Regions from separate parts of the Mus musculus genome. Here region 1 is linked to region 2. Evidence: chromatin contacts called from ENCODE Hi-C data. All regions are on one chromosome and are shown on one strand. Each heading gives the region's core, a stretch centred on a gene start or an enhancer-like site at or near the end of the contact. The rest is flanking DNA. Distances are from core to core; before and after follow the strand shown. Region 1 holds the start of Erg28 (ergosterol biosynthesis 28). Region 2 holds the start of Batf (basic leucine zipper transcription factor, ATF-like).

Region 1 (6,974 bases), core at 1,563-4,062, 140 kb after region 2:
GTCTTACCAAGGTTTGGCTTGCCAGTGTAGAGCTTCTCGTAGAGAAAAGTGTGGTCTCGGAAGCTCTGGAGTGTGTTCCCCATGGCTATAATGGACACCATAACCAGCCAGCTTCGTAACACATTCAGGAAGCGGCTCATGACTCCCCTCCAAGAGAGGGCGCTCTGCCTTGGGAACAAAGAAGGCTGAAAGTTACTTCTACATCAGTCACAAGCTGTCACCTAACCTGTACGAGGGCTGTCTGGAGTGATGTCGGCAGAGCACTTCACACATACCTCTGCTAGTCCTTCGGCCCCACCCTATTTCTTGCTACACCACTTTTATTTCACAAAATATCTAGGAATATTTACCCTAAACAGAGCTATGCTGATCTTTGTCACGGAGGTTTAAAAAAAAAATGCAGTGGGTGGAAATGTCAAATCTAGCACAAAAGACATAGTGAGAAGGACAGAAGAAATGGGGGTGCGGACATTTCTATAAGTAATCAAATGGATTTCTGGGCAAGCTTGTGTTCCTGCCAATGCTCGGTCACTCTAAAGAGGGTGAACGACCAGTACACCTTGCAGCAAGTGGCACCACATTTACCTTTGCTCAACTAATCCTCCAAAGCACAGCATTGCTGTAAGTCAGAATTCCCTCCACTTGCCTGGAATCAGTATTACGCCTTCATCTCTTCATGCCATCCCTTTGCAATACAAATAGCTCAGGGTGATTCAAAATCTACTCAGATACCTGGACACATCCTATCAAATGTACAGAAGTTGCATCATACACTTGAATGGAAACCATAGTGTAACTGTCTGACTAGTCTTCTTAGTTTCCCTCTGCATGGCTCCCAGACACATCATGTTTCATAAACTAAAACAATCGAAAAGACTTGGAAAAGACCTGTCATAGCTTGATGTTGGGTTTCAAGAAAAGTACATTAGCTATAGTTACGGAACACTTGTGTCCTACACTTATATGTGCCCCAAGTATATAACATCTTATTTCACTCACTCCCTACATCAGGATAGGCAGGCACTATTAGTATTTCCACTTTACAGATGGGGATCAGAACCAAGAGCTAAGTGATTTGCTTAGGTAACATAGCTAATATGTGGCTGAGTGCCAGGGTCTGTGGACTCTGTTGCAATACTCCCTCATAGAATGTTTTGATAAAGTTCTCATCTTTTAAAAAATATTTACTTATTTATTTATTTAGAGACAGGGTCTTACTATGTGGCTAGTCTGGAACTCTACATAGATCAGGCTGGCCTGGAACTCACAGAGATCCATCTGCCTCTTCCTCCTGAGTGCTGGGATTAAAGGTGGGTGCGGCCAGGTGCAGCAAAGTTCCCATTTTTTGAGGAAGCTGGTAGGAGAGAGAGCTAGGTTCGGTACTTTTTGTTTAGCTCAAGCCTCGCTGAGTAGTGATTTCCATCAGCTCTAAAGGGATCCCACAGAGACAATTTGTCATAGCCACCATCATATTGGCCCTTCATTTACCTATTGTCAGGCTAACTGCTTTGGCCTGAAAGCTGTAAGAAACTATCAGGCTTCCCTTATCACTGTGGTAATGTTTCAGTATGATTCCCTACTACCCAGTGTATATAGACATCAAGTGAAGTGATGACGAAAAACCAACTATAAAGGGCTCCAGGAGAGAAAGGGTGGACCCAGAGGAAAGAGGTCTCAAACGGGGACTGTCCCAGTCTAGAGATGCTGGGGTGTGCTGATCTTCACAGACACTTACAGCATATGCCAATCTACTTCTTTTTACTTTCTCCTCTCAACACCAGCTTGGGTTATTTAAAAATCCCCCCAGCCCGCCCCCGCACACACTCCCTTTCAGTAGAACGTAGAACTTACACCCTCCATTTATTTCACAGATCTTAGAAATCCCAGAGCTGATGAAAACACACCAGAGCATTTCTGTATGACTCTACCAATTCTTTAAACCCATTCCCTTGGAGTTATGAGGTGGAGAGAGAGGTGGGGTACACCCTTGCCCAGGTCAGCATGGATGCGATACTAATTAACAATCAATAGAGGCAGACTCCTATCCTAGCTACACCACTCATATCTGAGGGGTTCAGACAAGCCAGTGAGACTCTAGAGACTCGGTTTTCTCATCCGTAAAATGGGGATATAAGCCTCTATCTCGAGGGTTACCCGATAATACATGAGGAAAAGTGAAAGCTCGTTGCAGAGCTAGGTTCATAACGACTGCCCGTTCACTCACCCATCCCCAGAATTGACCAAATCTCCATTTTCCTAGCACCTCCTCTTGGACATCGTTTCTAGACTCCTCCACCACCACCTCCGGTTGCTTTCCAGGCAACCCCCACTTTCCTAAATTTTGCAGATAGTTTTACTCGGGTGCTACATCCCACTCCAAATTCTCCTACCTGACGATCCAGTACTACTGCAGCAGTATCAGCAGCATCCGCAAACCAGCTCTCCCTAGGCCAGCTCCGGTCCCAAGTCCACCTGGGCCACTTGTTCCCGCCCCCTCCCTCAGCCCAGCTCCAGGATTGGGTTGTTTTTGTCAGTCCTCGTTCTGATTGGCTACGCTGGCTCAGTTCGAGCAGGCGATAGGGAGTGAACTCCTTTGCTGCCAATCAGCAGTTGCCGCCGCCTGAGCCTCTTCCTGCTACGCCGCTCACGCGGTAAACCCTTCTGTCGAGCGTGGCGGAACTCTGAGTTTGGAGTCAGTCTTTTAGGGGTGGGGAAAACGCAGAGAGAAAAAGGAGCCAAGAAACCTTCTGGTGACAGCCTGGGTTGGCTCTGGTGTCTGAGCGCGCCGTGGTGACGCCATCCGTCAGCGCCCGCAGCCGAGCGTTGTTCGCGCCGCTGGCGGGCGCCTGCGCAGTGGCTCTTAGCGGGCGGTTGCTTGTTGGTTGTTGTAGTAACGGGGGAAGCAGCCTTCGGCGGCTGCGTTGATTCGGGCTGGGGAAGGAGGAGGGAGGTGAAGCAGAGCGTGGTCCCCGCCTGCCGGCCCCGAGCCGTGAGAAGATGAGACAGGTAAACGCCTGCGCCGGCGCGCTCCGGGGAGGTGCGCTCCAGGGTTAGGCGGGCGCCGCTGCGCTTCCCTCCGAGCTCCGGAGCAGCTGTTGGCTTCCGGGCGTGCTGGGCAGAAGCGCTGCGGCAGAGTCGCCGCGTCCTTGCCTGCGGAGCTGCCTGGGGTTGGGGTGTGCTGGGCTGGAGCTGGCGGCTGGTCCCTGTAGGGGCAAGGACTTCCTGAGCATTTATCTCGTTCTACTCTTCAGGGAGCCGAGGAAAGGTGGGCATCCCTGAAGGTTTTAACTTAAAAGACTCTCAAGCATTTTTGGGTAAGGTCGAGAAGTTCCTTTAGGAATCACCCGAAAAGAATCATTGAGGTTGTTTGGTATTACTCATTTCTGCTGAAGATGTGTAGGGTCGGGGTTAGTCACTGTTGCTGCTTGCTGCAGTTGCTTTGTTTTTGAGAGTCTTATTGTATAAGTCAATGCACAGACCAGCAAAAGCTTGGAGAATTGCCACGAATTGATTATCTTTGAGTAGTGACATTAAGGTTAAGCGTTTTCCCTAAACGTTTCTATTTTCTCTATAACGAACATGAAACTTTTTCTCTATGGAAAGTGTTTGAAGTTAGAAGCCTGGGAATTGGAGATTTCCTAATTTTATGTGTCTACTTGATATCCGGATTAAAATGTGTGATTAAAAAAAAAAGTACCAATAATTAGAGTATTTGACTTCCCCTTTCCCCGGCCATTTATGTGATCCCTGCTGAGGAGAAATATTTTCACCACCCTTTTATTAATAGTTCGGGTGATTTGGTTTTCCTAGAAACATAACAGCTTATTCTGTTTGCTTGTGGTAGAGTCTGTATAAATATTGGCAAGGGTTTTGAACCTTGGATTTTTATTTTGATCCTGGTCAGATTTGTTTAGCAAAGAATTTTCTAAACATAGGCTTATCAACTGTCCACATCAGTGCCCTAAAGCCTCTCCTTTGGTGCTTGCTCTTTTATTATATAAAACGACTCAAATTCAGTAACAGCTTTTTAGATACAGCAGAGACAGTATCTGTTTGAAAAAAATTTTGTGTCATACCCTTTTAATCCCAGCAGAGGCAGGCAGATCTCTGAGCTCTAGGCCAGCCTGGTCTACAAGTGAGTTCCAGGACAACCAGGGCTACACAAAGAAACCTTGTCTTGAAAAACAAAAACAAACAAACACAGAAAAAAAATTCTTGATTTTTGTGATATGTGAGGTGCACTGTGGCAGAAGGTAAGCTTCTAGAGACTGGAAAATACTCAGGAATATATTTCTTTTCATCTTAAAGATCATGCAAAAAATCCTGAAGTATGCAACTGCATTGTCTTTGAAGTCCTTTGACTTTCTTACAGGAGTCTGTGCCATCCAAATTGTTTGATCCAGTGAGACTGCAAGGAAGAAAGGTCTCTGAGGCCTCTGTGTGCTGACTGTATGACAGACCCCAAAGGAGATGCCAGTTGTGATGGCCCGGGACCTGGAGGAGACAGCATCGTCCTCAGAGGACGAGGACCTGGCCAACCAAGAGTGAGTGACAGTCAGCCCGCCCTTAAGGGGGGGGTTCCTTTATTCACCTCCAGGTTTCCTTCTTTGTGTTGCCTGGCCCTAGCTTCCATCTGTGTTTGGAGTCAAGATCATATTATTCACTTCCCATCCTTTTTCAGAAATTCGAAGGGTGGGCTTATGTTTCTAGGCCTCTAAGTCAATATCACCTTTAGATGTTCTAAAGTTCAGATAGGAACTCAGGTGAACTTGGTTCCCCACCCCCTTCTGCTTTGTTTTTGAGGTGGGGGTCTCTCATTTCTGTTGCCATACCTCCCACCACATCTGGCGCGCTCTCTCTCTCTCTCCCTCCCTCTCTCTCTCTCTCTGTGTGCACATTTTAAAACAGACTCGCCTGCTTGAGTTTATGTGCAGCATGGGCATGCAGGTTCCTGAGGAGGCCAGGGTACATGGAATTCCTTGGAGCTTCAGTTACAGAGTTTGTGGCAGCTTGATGGAGTGCTGGGAAATGAACCTGGCTCCTCTGCAGGAGCAGGAAGCTCTCATAACTGTTGAGCCATCCTTCTAGTCCCTGCAGTTGGCTTTGTTGTGGGTTTTGGGGGATTGAACATGGGGCATCAGGCTTCCAAGCAAGTACATTTACCTGATGCACCATCTCCTGGCTCTAATAGGTGAACTGAGTGCAGTACGGATGTGGAAGTCAGAGGACAACTTTCTGGAATCTGTTCTCTCCTTCCATCATGTGGGTCCTGGGAATTGAACTTGGGTCAGGTTTGGCGACAAGCACCTTATCCGCTGAGTCATCTTGTCAGCCTTGTGTCTTGACCATAGCTTCTAGTAATTGAAAAATTGGAGATTTTGAAAATTTTAGAGATTGGTGAAACGTTAAGTTCTTAGGCTCTGACCTTGACTCTATAAGTTTTCTCTGAAGCATTTACAGCTGTAGAACGGTGATGATATGAAGGGCAGGCCACACACAGCAGAACCTCTGTGAAGATGCTCCGATGAGAATACTAGAGCTCTGTAGCCTGTGCCGTGTTCATTGAACCACAAGGGCTCTCTGTAAGTTCTTTCAGGTTAAGGGTCAAGGTCATTCATTGACTGTTGGGTCCTCATAATGAAAATGATTAACAGGGCCAACTGTAGCTTCTAGAGATGGTAGAGTAGATCATTTAATATGCACACTGAGAGATTTTAATTTAAAAATATTATTTCCACCTTATTAGACTCACAAATATCAAAGAATCTCCACTTTACAGAGAAGAGATGGATTGTGATTCTAATTTAGCTCTCAGTTTTGAGGACTTTTACCTCTCATAATTTTACTCGATATGGAAGAGAAAAGCTGATAGGCTTATCTAATTTATTTATATATAACTCTAAGCTCTCATATATGTATACTGCACTTTCATCCTCTCCTTCCACTCCCTCTCCTCAAATTCATAGCTTCTTTTTAAAAAAATTATCTTTACATAAATGTACACACACTCACACACACACAAATACACAAATAAATATAATCTTGAGGCCAGGGTGACCTGAAGCTCACTAGGTAACCCAGGCTGGCCTCAGATGCGTAGCAGTCCTCCTGCCTCAGCTTCCTAGTGCTTGAGATTTTAGGCGTGAATAAGTCACTTTTCTTAGCTTAAGCCGTTTCTCAGTCCCTTAGAATACACACTCTAGAACCCGAGTAGCTCCCAGCCTATTTTGAAAGGGTGTGATTAGGTTCAAACTATAATACACATGAAAGTACTTGATAAAGTTATGAAGCATGGTATAAATGTAAGGCATTGTTCTTAGTAGCTAATGCGGTCATGGTAGACTGTATAAGGTAGAAGATTATATTAACAATATTTGAGAAATAGTTACAGCATTAAGTTTCCAGGAAAGGCTTATCATTGTTAGTTCACAGCACATAATGACTTGACAGTGTATTGGGGTCACTGTTTTCAGATAATTAGATGGGTAATTCCCTCTGGTTCCTCTGCTTCATGCGACATCTTACTTCAGTCTACTTCCTTTTACTCATTTTAGAAAGTATTTAATGCCAACCAGGGTTGTTCTTTTACTCTTGTTTTTCCTTTTTTCTTAATTTTTTAAAATCTCTGCGTAGTGGCTTAGATGATGAACACAGATAATACAATATAACTGACTGTTGCTTATATTTATAATTGAGAAATGCTAATTATCTAGTAGATTTCCCAACCCTCATCTAAATTCATGGAGTTTTTGCATACTTCTGTGGATTTTTCGCGATTACTCTTGTCTTGTCAGCTCATGGACAGGTCTGTCATACACTGGCTTTCTACTCTGGGAAGCTGACTCAGGGTTTCTGACACTGAGGTGAAACATCAAGACCCAAAGCAACACCAGGAAAAAAGACTTCATTTTAGCTTCCATGTCCAGGTCCCAGTCCAGTCAGGGCAGGGACCCGGCAGGAACCTGGAGGCAGGG
Region 2 (7,665 bases), core at 239-2,738:
TGTCTGCTCTCACCACTAAATACAAATTCTACAAGGATTGACTTTTATTATTATTATTATTATTATTGTTATTGTTATTATTGTTATTATTATTATTTTGATAGGTTTGTCCTTAGAACAATATTGTCGTCAGGCAGAATTGTAATCAGTGGATACAAAAATGCTTTAGGAGCCATAACATATTGTCAGCCCTCAGATTAATCGAGGTGAGCATTTGAGCCACACTGGGAATAGAGTAAGAGCTTTTATTTTAATATGTGTGCGTGTCTTGCCTGCACATATGTATGTGCCCCGTGTCCATTTCCTGGTACCCGAGGAGTCAGGAAGAGGACCCCTGGAACTGGAGTAACAGATGATTGGGCCACTGTCTGGATGTTAGGACTAGATCCCAAGTCCTCTGGACGAGCAGCCAGTGTTCCTAACTGCTGAGCATCTTTCCAGTCCCCAAACTTTAAAAAAAAATAGCCAAAACACTGGGATGAGAATGGGACTGTTCACTAAAGCGACAAGCGTGTTCGTGTCATGGGACACATGCCAAACACCGCCACTCCACAGCATGCTTTACAGAGTGGGGGACATTCCTATTCAAATTGTCATCCCTCATTGCAGTAGCCCTGAAAGGTAGTAGGTGGGGCAGGTTTTAGGTGTGTGTGTGTGGTGGGAGGCTGGGGGGGGGGGGAGTAGGGATAGGGAGTCACTGGATTCTCATCATATCGATCTGACTCCAAGTCCAGAGCCTCTGTCCCTCATTTTGACGTTCTCTCCTTGTTGGGTTATGACGTCACTGACTTCTGAAGACTCAAGGTCAACCTTGAACTCCTGAAGGAGCCCCTCCACAGAAGGTAGGTATCCTTTCTCTAGGGAGAATGAAAGTGTCTTGCTAAGAGGACAGGGGATAGATAATAAACTTCTTTAGCATCGATTCCAGAGACTCCCCGAGACTCTCAGCTAGCCCCAACGTCTTGCTTGGTCATCTGTAAAAGGCAGTGCCCTCCTTTCTTTTTGTCCCCAGCCCACCGAACTGTCCTATAGGTGAAGGAGGAAGGCCGGTCATAAAACAGGATGGGCAGTTGCTTTCGGGTGAAACCCAGAAAGGGTCCTCAGGCTTGTCGCTGACTGTATTTAGATTTAAAAATCAAGGCCTGTGACCTGGAGGCTCTTTCCTGCTGCTCTCTGCCATGTTGACAGCAGAGAACTTGCTAATTCTGGCCGGGGATTTTCCCTGTGTGGCTGTTTTTCTTCTTTATCTTCATCAATTGAAGAGCGCTCGCTCTGCCTTTCAAACTGCCTGCCGGAAGATACTGGGGGTTTGTGTATTTTTTTTTCTTTCACCTAATTCTGTGGTCTTTTCCCAGATGTGTATTTTCTCTCTACCTTCTTTCTAACTTGTTGACGTTTCCGCCCATGTGACTTCCAGCTTGAATTACCAGAAACCACAAGAGAGGGCCTGTGCGCAAGCCCCAAAGCAGCGAGATGTCCCTGTGGGGAGCAGTCCCTCTGCACCCGAGAGAGAGGAGGACGCAGGGGTCTGTCAGAGGTTGCTGTTGGGCAAGCAGGGGAGGTACCTGTGGAAGGTGGTGTGCTGGTGGCCCCCTAGCAGTCAAGAAGGGGAGCCAGCTAGTGAGAAGATCGCCCAGAGGCATCTGGGACGGTGTGGGAGAGCCCGGAAGATTAGAACCATGCCTCACAGCTCCGACAGCAGTGACTCCAGCTTCAGCCGCTCTCCTCCCCCTGGCAAACAGGTACCCCCTTCGTCCCCCTCCCCCACGCCCCGCATGCCTTGCCTTCTGATTTTCCTGGGGTGGTAGAAGAGGGGTAGGCTCCCTTGTCCTGCCCAGGGAGCTCTGTCTGGGGAAGGAAGTAGCTCGTGGCAGGAACTCTCTAGCAGACTCTGGACCGTGTGGTGTTTGCTATACAGAGGTCCAAGGGCTGAAGCTTCGCATCCCGCCACAAAAGCCTCTCTTTCCAAGAGGTACCCCTCGTCTCTGCCACTTAGGTTCCCACCGTGAAACTTTCTAGGAAGCTGGGGGCAGGGTGAATATCACAGAGCTTAGAAGTATGGTCAACCATAAGCAGAGGAATGTTCCAGTAGATCGCTGCTTCGGGCTCCACCCAAATCCTAGAGTTGTAGCTTTCCAGGAAAAAACCAAGCAAGTGGCAAGACAGAACCGAGGTCAGGGAAGAGAAATATAGCAAATCAAAGCAAGGTAGACAGGAGGAGAAGAGTGGCAAGATCTGCCTGCGGATTGCCTCGGTAACTCCAGCAGTCCGTGGGAAGGGAGGCTAAAGCTACAACCTGTATCTTTCCCCCCCACCCCCCATGTGGCTTCCAGATAGAAGAAAGAAGGCCATGGTCCAGGAGGCGTGTCAGAGACTTTCACTAGTAGCTAATATCATCCCTGAAAAACCAGGGATGGAGGGAAAGATTCTGAGACTCTTAGACTCTTGACTGATACCAAGCCGAAATGTCTCAGACTGAAAGATGCCTCCGATGGGATGCCTTTCTCACCTTGTGGTTTCTGGGTCTCTCTACCACGTTCCTGATGCCCCTTGTTCTAGACATTTCTCCTCCTCATCCAACATAGACCCACGGATTAAACTTTTTTACATCTCATCTTAAAAACTATATTCTTTCCTTAGCACACATATTGGGAGGGGCTCAGAGGTAGAGTGTTTGGCTCACACACATCCAGGGGGCTGCAAAACGCTACAAACAAAATAAACGTAAACTACCTGACCACCGGCTCCCACATCTGTCACAAGCCCTCACCAAAAGCCATACTGGTGAAGACCTCAAGAGGGAGATAGTCCCTCGCTCACGATGGTATCAGAGCAACTCAGACTGCCTGGAAGATGGTACCCCAGTCTCTTCTTAAGAAGGAAATTACTCACAGCTTCCATGGCAACCTAGTCCCTTAGCACATTAAAGGAAGAATATATCCTTGCCCTCTCTAACCCAATGTCCGTTTGCTAGAATGACCTGGAAAGTTTGAGTAAAGAGGGAAGGGAATCAGAACCTGACCCAAGGGTCTTTGCCCCTCAGGCCAGTGGAGGTAGGTGACAGGGTGGGGGTTGCAGAAGGGCTTCTCTTCCCTGATCTTCTATAGGAGATACTTAGAAAGCACTCAAAGAGCACTGTGTCCTCCAAAGCACCCGTCAGTGGCTCACTAAAGCAGGCGACCTGCACTTCATAAAATGATTTGGTGGTGGTGGTGGTGGGGTTACCTCATCTGTAGCAGGCATCATGTTCAGGACTAGGAAGGTCTCAAGATGTCTGCACAATGATGGACCGAATAAAACAGATCTGGGCGGCGCCCTCTGCCTAGGGGTGCAGCACAATGAAATTAATAGTCAAGGGGGAATTCTCAGAAAGGATTGAGCATCAGTGCCAGAAAGATGTCATACCCCTGGATGTCCATGAGCTCAGGGATCAGGGTGGAGAGCCTCAGCTTCGTACTGTGTAAAATAGAAAAGACGGTGCCTGCTCAGAAAGCTGGGGAGTTGAAGCATAGCGTCTCCGAACGCGCTTGTACAGAAGTTGGCACATGGTAAATGCTCAGCGGAGTTTTCAAAGACAACAGCAAAAGGAGCATCAAGAAGGTTTAGCATGTGCGCACACATGCACATATATACATGCACACACACTCACACGCACACATACCTCACATGCATACATATGTATACACACATGTACACACACACACACACACACAGAGTGAAGCTAGAACAGCTCTGGAGAGAGCAGAAGTGATGGCATCTTAACTGGAATTTCCCAAAGTAGCCCTCCTGAGGCTTCAATTTCTCTTCACTTTTGAGTAGCTTTTGATCATAAGAAGACCATAGGAGACCCAAGGGTGGGTAGCAGGGAATGCTGAAGAAAATGTCTTTGGGTACAGGCCTTTTGTAAATAAGGGGAATGGACAATACAGAAAGAACTGAGGACCGGGAAGGAAGGAAGGAAAGGAGGGAGGAAACCAATGTCCTATTTTGACTAAGAGGAACGATCAGACCTACCGTTGATATCTCTGCTTCCTAGGACTCATCTGATGATGTGAGGAAAGTTCAGAGGAGAGAGAAGAATCGCATCGCTGCCCAGAAGAGCCGACAGAGACAGACACAGAAAGCCGACACCCTTCACCTGGTGAGTACCCACACTTCCTACCATGCTCCTGCCCTTAGGCTCTGCGCCCCACACCAGTGAGGCTGTGGGGCCCAGCTCTGATGATTCTGCTGTGGTAGAGCTAAGTACTGGGGGAGAGTAGTAGAGGGCAAGAGCTGCAGGGGTCAGGTTGTGGAAAGGGCTTCGCTCTCCCATGCATGTATGAAAACATTTAGTAGCAGAGAACAGCACTGGACACTGAACCTTTCTGGCCCAGGAGAGTGCAAGGGTAGATGTGTGGGATGTTGACAGCCTCAAGGCTTCATGGGAGGCAGAGCCACCTGTGTGGAAAGGGACAGCAGAGAGGGTGTCGTCCTTCCTGAGCCACTGTGAGCAGAACACTGATGCTGAGAGGAAGTTAGGTGTTAAGTGCTTCAGGGAAGCCATTCTTTCAGAGCTGCACATCTCATCCCTCTGGAAGGCAATGGTCTGCCACCCAAGCACACTTGCCTTTGGGAGAAGGAGGTCGATGATGCTGCCCTTATTTTTTTTCCCTGAGCATGGAGAAAGTTCTGTGTTGAGATTTACATTGTTAATGGTCTCTCTAGGGTCTGCTAAAGACAAAATTTTAAAGCACTTACTTGGGACAATCACCATCCTGGTCTAGCAGGGAGGGGATGAACTGCAGCCTCACTTGGGAGACCCAGGGCCTGGACCAGCGACCCCGAGTCCTGACTGGGCGCAGTGTTCCCACCCTTCATACCTTTCCTCTTTACAGTCTGCTCCTTTCACTGTGTTCTTGCTCAACTGTTCCATCTTCATCGCATCCTTCTTCCTGCTCTTCCTCCTTCCTCCTGAAACATTTCCAAACTGCTAATATTCTAGAAATTTCCTAAAAGTGCAAGAGGTGCCAAACCCAGATAAGCTGATAATGATCTGATGTTTAGCATGGCTAAGGGCTGCTTTAATTTTATCAGGGATAAATTATCGGGGGCTGGGGAAATGGCTCAGGGGGTAAAATGCTTGCCATTCTAGCATCAGGGTCAGAATCCCCAGAACCCGCATGACAGTCAAATGGGCAAGAGGCAGAAGCAGCAGGTGGACATCTATGAAATTGAAGCCAGCATAGTCTACACAGTGAGCTCCAGGATAGCCAGGTCTACATAGAGAGCCCCTGTGTCAAAAGAGAAAAAAGAAAAAAAAGAAAGAAAAAAAAGCTGAAAAGCTTAATGGATGTGGCAGCCTGACAGTGTAATCCCAGCTCATGGGAGGTGGAGATGGGGAATCTTAGAGTACGTTGGCTAGCCAGACTAGTCAAAACAGTAAGCTTTAGGTTCAGCAAAAGACTCTGCCTCGATTCTCAATACGGAAGTTGGAAAGTGATGGGAGAAGATACTGACCTCAACCCTGGGCCTCACACACGCATGTGCATCTATGTACACGCGTGCCCACATACAAGAAAAATACATGGAAACACCACACGCACATACACATGCAACAAAAGAATAAGTAACATACAGTTTTAGAAGACAAAGGGGAGGATATCGCCACTTCTTTCAGCCTAAGGACAGAGAACGGTCTGCCCTAGTCGCTCTGCCTGTGCTTCTGCTCTGTTTGATAGGTTCTTAATATAGTCTCCAGTACGTGCTAACATCATTTTCAATTGGCAAATATGTGTCAGACTAACAAGAGAAAGAATAAACAGCACTCAGCACAAACAGACCAACAGTCTGAGTGTTCAGTGTCTGTCCCGGTACTCAAACCCTTCAAGATTTCCTGGGGGCTTAAAAATCTCACACTATCTGAAACTGACTTTTTCTATCTGAGTCTGGTTCTTAGTTAATATTCCATAGAGCAAGAAAGCCACACTTACGATAAACTCCGTTTTGTTTGTGCAAGTAGACAATGTCCTAGATGGGCAAACTCCTGTAAGCTTTGTAAGTTTGTAATATTAAAAGAAGGAAGCTGAGTTCAGCCTCTCTCTGGCAGGGAGGCCAGACTTGAACCACCGCTCTGCCGACTGCTGTCTGTGTGTCTGGACCCACAAGCATTCTTCATGGTCCTTAGCCTTGGGGCCCTTATCTATAGAATGGGAAATGACAGGAACTGCTTATAGAGACAGTGCAGGAGAAAAGCTCAGTATGGTGCCTGGCATACAGTAAATACTCAGAAGATTCTGTGCAATTAAAGTTATAGTAATAGTGTAAGAGGCGTGAAAACTGAGACTGAGCAGGCATACATATGTACATTGCATAATTTTATATAAAAATGTACGTGTATTTCCCAGTATGTATATATGCACATATTACATGCATGTATTGTGTGCCGTGTGTATTGTGTGTGTATCTACCATGTGTGTGTGTGTGTGTGTGTATCGTATGTATGTGAGTATGGGTGTGAGTGTGTGTGAGAGATGCATGCATATGTGTGTGTGTGTATACTTTTTCTCCACATCATCTCAGTGCTGAGAGACTTCTTAACAGCTGTAAAGCTCATGAGACTCCCTTGCCACACTCACTCCCGGCAGAAGGTCCCCAGGGCACGCCCAGTCACCTCTAATAGCAGAGTGCTGCCTCCCTCTTGACACAGGAGAAGGGCCTCCTGTCTCTAGCTGCAGGCCACCTTCCTGTAAACTCAGCCCCCTGGTCTCTGTTGCCTAACTTCTTCTGTGAGAGCATGAGAAACTTACAATGAAGCATTTTGAATACCTGTCTTGTATTCATGCATGGCGCGCTGATTGTTTTTTAAGTGACAGAGGTGGGGAGGAGCCTCCTGCGACAACTGTGTTACAATGTCCCCAGCATTGATTAACTGCACATAATTCATTTGTGATTCTGTTCCGATTATGAGATATACGTGATGGTTTCCCAGACACAGATGTAAACATAAGATAATTAGGATGGCATATCAACCTAGTCAGAGAGGTCGAATTATCTAATAAATAGAGTTGGGACACCTGGCAAGTCACTTGAAGAGACAAAAGGCCAGGTCTCTCATTCCTTATGCAATGCACAGACAGTTTAAATATTTTTAAAGGAAACTAAAGAAGTCTTGGGGGAAAATATGTAATTTGGAAATGTACCTTGGCATGAAAATTTTTCAAATAAGATAGATAGAAAATAATAAAAGAAAATTGATATACAAATGTGATTTATACATGCATCAAAAAATAAAAAAATTTGGCTGGGCATCCTAATTGGGCTAGGCCTTCAATCCTAGCACTTGGGAGACAGAGGCAGGTGGATCTCTGAGCTCAAGACCAGCTTCATCTACATAGTGAGACGCCCATCTTGAAAAAAGGATGAAGTTTACCCCCCCTCTTTCTTCCTTTTCTCTCTCTCTCTCTCTCTCTCTCTCTCTCTCTCTCTCTCTCTCTCTCTCTCTCTCCTTCCTTCCTTCCTTCCTTCCTTCCTTCCTTCCTTTCTTTCTTTCTTTCTTTCTTTCTTTTTTTTCCTTCTTTCTTTCTTTTTTCCAAGACAGGGTTTCTCTGTGTAGCCCTGCCTGTCCTGGAACTCACTCTGTAGACCAGGCTGGCCTCAAACTCAGAAATCTGCCTGCCTCTGCCT

What was found. Hi-C counts contacts between places; a loop is a spot of excess contacts on that map.
Region 1: a map of CH12.LX shows a loop between it and region 2 (3-fold over the local background). The contact joins the promoter of Erg28 here to the promoter of Batf in region 2. A Hi-C loop is called at or near these places in 7 of 37 maps with a recorded cell type or tissue (CH12.LX, T-helper 1 cell, T-helper 17 cell and 3 more).

What each region holds. Positions count from the first base shown.
Region 1 is chr12:85,822,081-85,829,054 of GRCm38, forward strand. It overlaps Erg28 (ergosterol biosynthesis 28), which reads right to left and starts at 2,813. Exons shown (of 5, transcript NM_021446.3): 1 at 2,391-2,813; 2 at 8-168. The coding sequence starts at 140. Ttll5 (tubulin tyrosine ligase-like family, member 5) reads left to right here and starts at 2,840. Exons shown (of 34, transcript NM_001081423.3): 1 at 2,840-3,006; 2 at 4,373-4,544. The coding sequence starts at 4,471.
Region 2 is chr12:85,685,232-85,692,896 of GRCm38, forward strand. It overlaps Batf (basic leucine zipper transcription factor, ATF-like), which reads left to right and starts at 1,489. Exons shown (of 3, transcript NM_016767.2): 1 at 1,489-1,742; 2 at 4,037-4,141. The coding sequence starts at 1,680.